Linked DNA regions of Mus musculus: region 1 is linked to region 2. Evidence: chromatin loops called from intact Hi-C (ENCODE). Cell type or tissue: heart. All regions are shown on one strand.

Region 1 (2,500 bases), 84 kb after region 2:
TGCTCTATTGGCTAATATATGACTTCTACAGTAATTTAAGTGGATTTTTAAAAAATGTATTCTACATGGCAAGAAAGCAGTCTTTCTCAGAGAACATGGCTCCTTCCCTCTCTTCCTCCCTCTCTCCTTCCCTCCTTCCTTCTTTTCTGTTTTTTGAGACAGGGTTTCTCTGTGTAGCTCCAACTGTTCTGGAACTTAGAGACCACCTGCCTCTGCCTCTTGAATGCTCAGATTAAAGGTGTGCTTCAGCACCATCTGACAAGAAGGTTTTTTTTGAGAAGTGTTCTGAATTTTTAGTTTTATTTCTAAGGATTCTATAGATAGAGACTGAGTATTTCCTTTTCTCCCTCCTCTTCCCCACCTTGTTCTCACACTTGTGGACTCAGTAATTGTACTTTTTCAGTTTCCTAATAGTTGGGATTACAGATTCATGCTACTATGACAAGCTGTTACTAGGTGTCCATTTCTTGACATTTAGCTTTTAGGTTTTCAAGTTCTGGAACTTAAATTTTGAAAATAGTTCATGGAAACAACTTCAACAAATTGTGATAATCACAGAAATTTCAACACCAAATTTGAGTACTTGTTTTAAGAAATAAATGTATAATTGAGAGTAGAGAAGGAAGGGGAGGTGGTAGTCAAAGGATCTAAGCTTCAGAGGCTCACATCTGTCACAGCTGTAGTTCTTGCAGTATATCATGTACCTGGTATTTCTCCCCACTCTAATCCCTAAAAAGATAATTATGTGAGGTAACTGATGTGCTAATTAATTGGATTGTGGCAATCATTTATTATAGTATGTCTGTGTCAAATTATCACATTTATGCTTTTATATATACAATTTATTTTGTCAGTTATACTTGGCTAAAATTAGGAAAGATGATCACATATTTACTATTTAAATAATACACTTGCAGTAAAGTGTTTTAAAGACTCAAAATGAAAAATGAATAAAAGTATATATTGTGTAGAGGTGGGAAGGAAGTATGTAGACCTGAAATAGTAACGGAATTTCTGAGTGTTGATGTGTGGTTGAGTATGAATGAGACTTACTTGCACAATCCTTACCCACTTGTATGTGTTTGAAAAATTCTAAAATAAAGGATGAAATTCTTTTTAAATTCAATTTTATGTGTATGGATGTTTTCGTTTTTTTTTTTAAGCATTTTGACAGATTCTTATTTTTTATTGGATGTTTTCTTTATTTTATTTACATTTCAAATGTTATCCCCTTTCACAGTTCCGCCCCCCCCCAACCCCCCTACCAGGTATTCTTCAACCCATCCACCCACTTCCACCTCCTTGCTGACACATTCCCCTACTCTTAGGCATCCAGCCTTCAGAGGACCAAGGCTGTCTTTTCCAATTGATGCCCAACAAGGCCATCCTCTGCTACATATGCAGCTGGAGCCATGGGGTCTTCCTATGTGTACTTCCTGATTGATGGTTTAGTCCCTGCGAGCTCTGGGGGTTCTGGTTGGTTCAAATGGTTGTTCTTCATCTAGGGTTGCAAACCCCTTCAGCTCCTTCAGTCCTTTCTCTAACTCCTCCATTGAAGACCTGGTACTCAGTCCAATGGTTGGCTGCAAGCATCCACCTCTGTATTGGCCATGCTGTGGCAGAGCATCTCAGGAGACAGCTATATCAGACTCCTGTCAGCAAGCACTTCTTGACATCCACAATAGTGTCAACGTTTGGTGACTGTATGTGGGATGGGTCCCCAGGTGGGGCAATCTCTACATGGCCTTTCCTTCAGTCTCTGTTCCACACTTTGTCTCCATATTTGCTTCCGTGAGTATTTTGTTCCCCCTTTTAAGGAGGATTGAAGCATCCACACATTGGTCTTCCTTCTTCTTGAGCTTCATGTGGTTTGTGAATTGTATCTTGGGTATTCCAAGTTTCTGGGCTAATATCCACTTTCTCAGTGAGTGCATACCATGGGTGTTCTTTTGTGACTTGGTTACCTCACTCAGGATGATATTTTCTAGTTCCATCCACTTGCCTAAGAATTTCATGAAGTCATTGTTTTTAATAGCTGAATAGTACTCTATTGTGTAAATGTACCACATTTTCTGTATCCATTCCTCTGTTGAAGGACATCTGGGTTGTTGTTTCCAGCTCCTGGCTATTATAAATAAGGGTGCTATGAAACTAGTGGAGCATGTGTCTCTGTTATATGTTAGAGCATCTTTGGGTCTATGCCCAAGAGTGGTACAGCTGCATTCTCATGTAATACTATGTTCAATTTTCTGAGTACCCTTGAGACTGATTTCCAGAGTGGTTTTCCCAGCTTGCTATCCCACCAACAGTGGAGGAGTGTTCGTCTTTCTTCACATCCTTGGCAGCATCTCTTATCACTTAAGTTTTTGATCTTAGCCATTCTGACTACTGTGAGGTAGAGTCTCAGGGTTGTTTTGATTTGCATTTCCCTGATGACTGAGCATGTTGAATATTTCCTTAGGTGCTTCTCAACCATTTGATATTCCTCAATTGAAATTCT
Region 2 (2,500 bases):
TACTGTAGATCAGGCTGGTCTTAGCACTTGTCACCACCACAATGCTAAGCATTTCCTCTTCTTTTGGGTGCGTTATCATTTTAGCAATTCAAGTTAGGAATCCAAGATATCCTATTGTTCACTGGGCCATTGGACCAGATAAAAACTGTTTTTAATTTTTTTTTTTTTCCTTTTTTGAAGACAGGGTCATCCTGTTTCAGTCTCCAGGGTACTGGATCAAAATTCCTACCTCACCTCTCTGGGCCTCAGTTCTTCCTACTGGGAAGTCTTTTTCCTGAAACAGGTTTCCTTTCCTTTAGGGACTTCCCTTAGTAACTCTGGCTGGCTTCTTGAGTCAAGCTTAGTTCTCACACTCTCAGGAAAACCTTTCTATACCTCTCGAAGCCAAAGGTCCTCCTATCAGGTTTCATTTTGACTAGACTTCCGTTCAGGAAGTTATACATCCCCTCTTTCCACATGAGGACTTCTAACATCTCAGAGGGTGAACTCTGAGCATCAAACATTCATACAATATTGAAAATTTCATGCAAAGTATCTCTCTCTCTTTTTAAAATAGGCCGGCTCTGGCTTGAGACTAGCGACACAGATATGGGTCACCGAGCTCAGCTGTTAGGCGCATAGCAAGAACCTTTGACTCCAAGCCCCGGGGGGCGATGGCTCTGAAGGAAAAGAAAGGGCTCCACACAGGCATAGCTGTAATAAGCTCGCAGGCGGGCTTCTTCCCTGCGCTGCACCGGTGGCCCTTCCACTCTTTCCGAGCTCCTCTGCCTCCCCTCATCCCAGCACCCGGCCGGCAGTCACTCCGAGCCGGGTCAGCATCCGGGTCCTCTCTCCCTCCTTACTGCTTCCTCCTCCGTACCGCCCCCTCCCCCGCTCCCCATCCGGGTCCCCCCTGCCACCGCGCTGTTGCTCACGGTTCCACGATGATCTCAGACTTGAAGCCGCCGCCGGTACGAGACTAGCAGTGCCCACATCGACTTCTCAATTTATTGTTCTGACTGCGGCTCTTCAAGAGGCTTCCTTGGAGCCCTCCCACTATTTCACACAGAAATCTCTGCCCTCCTCAGCGGCCAGCGACGCCGCAGCACTCAGTGCAAGAAAATACGCCATCCCTATCACACTGCGCAGGCGTCGTATGCCACCTCCCCTCTGCCTCATGGCCGCGCCTCCTTCCCCTCCCCTCTCTCGTCGAACGCAGGCAAGTGGGCATTGCGGTCTTGGTAGTTCTAATGTCCGTCAGTTTACCGATTGGCCTAGAAGACTGGACTACAATTCCCAGAAAGTATTGAGGGATAACTTTCTGTTTCCATAGAACTGGTGGGTAAATGGCGTCGTTGTTTGCATCGCTCAAACCAATAGAAACTTGGAAGAGGCGGGCTCCAAAGAATCCTACCCAATCCTAGGTCGTCTGAGAGGCATCCGGGAAAGAGGTAGGGGAGGGGCAAAGGGCCGAGGGGAGGGGAGAAGGGGCAGGGGGGCCAGAGAGGGGGGAAAGCGATGTTTGCCCGTCAGTCGAGTCCGGAGTGAGGAGCTCGGGCGCTGGAGCGGAGGGAGAGTCTCGAGCCGCAGTTTGCCGCCGCGACGGCCACCGCCTGGACTTCTGCCCGGAGGGAGCCGCTGAAGGTCGGCCGCCGTGTTCCTCTGGAGGGCTGTGAGACCGGGGCCCGGACCTCCGTCCGAGAGGGATTTTTTTGTCGCCCCCCTCCCCCCGCGAGGGAGCCGGAGCGGCCGCCAAACAAAGGTACCAGTCGCCGCCACGGGAGGAGGAGGAGTCGGAGCCGGAGTCCCGGCCGCCGGCGGACCCGCAGCTCCTTCGCTCTCTCTCCCCACAGGCCTGCTGGTGTTGGGGGTGGGGGGAGGCGGATCAGGGGGCTCTGGCCGCAGGGCTCAGACCTCGTCTGTGCCCGAGGTAGGGACATTCTTTTCTATGGGGGAAGCTCCGGGCCGGGCCGCGCATCGGGGCAGATGGCAACGGGGCTGAGTCGGCGCTCGCAGCGGGGCCTCGGCCTCCTGGGACCCCCGCCCCCCGCCGCGCCGAGCCGGAGCCGCCCTACCCGGGCCGCACCGTGGGCCCGGCGGCCTCGGGCCGCCGTGCTGGGAGCTGGATGTCCTCGGTGCCCGGTCCCGGCTCCCACTTGTGGGCCTTGGCTCGGGCGGGACGCGGGCGGACGCTGTGGGGCCGAGCCTCCGCAGCCCAAGGGCCCGCCGGTTCACCGAGGGCTCAGTCCGGGGGCTCCGGGCATCGCGGTTCCGTAGGCTTGGACGGTCGCAGCCGCGCTTCAGGCCGCGCCGGACCCTGGGCTTGTTGTGAGTTTTCTTCTGACAGAAATGGCGTCATCGTGGAGGACGGGGGAAAAGTCCGTGGAGTCGCGACAATGGGGCGGCGGGCGGTGGGGGCGGTAGGGGCGGTGGGATGGCGCGTGCCTGCTCGGGGCTCCTGGCCCCGCTCGGTGCCGCCCCCGCCCCTACGGCCTGGGGCGGGGGTGGTGGTGGTGCCGGT

Evidence for each region. Hi-C counts contacts between places; a loop is a spot of excess contacts. Peaks named below come from ENCODE experiments on the same cell type or tissue, not always from the same donor. Only the 100,000 strongest peaks of a DNase experiment are listed, where the experiment ranks them.
Region 1: a loop joins it to region 2, with 2.0 times the contacts of the local background. A loop is called at or near these places in 2 of 42 quality-filtered maps.

Annotation. Positions count from the first base shown.
Region 1 is chr13:14,146,105-14,148,604 of GRCm38, forward strand. The region is part of intron 9 of Arid4b (AT rich interactive domain 4B (RBP1-like)); the gene reads left to right. Among named protein-coding and RNA genes, the nearest start is that of Gm26129, 60 kb to the left of the region's middle. In heart, no CTCF peak of the experiment used is centred here; no DNase peak of the experiment used is centred here.
Region 2 is chr13:14,062,292-14,064,791 of GRCm38, forward strand. It overlaps Ggps1 (geranylgeranyl diphosphate synthase 1), which reads right to left and starts at 1,197. Exons shown (of 4, transcript NM_010282.3): 1 at 915-1,197. It overlaps Arid4b (AT rich interactive domain 4B (RBP1-like)), which reads left to right and starts at 1,493. Exons shown (of 24, transcript NM_194262.2): 1 at 1,493-1,741. In heart, no CTCF peak of the experiment used is centred here; DNase peaks (open chromatin) are centred at 1,220 and 2,430; H3K4me3 peaks cover 2,500 bases; H3K27ac peaks cover 2,228 bases.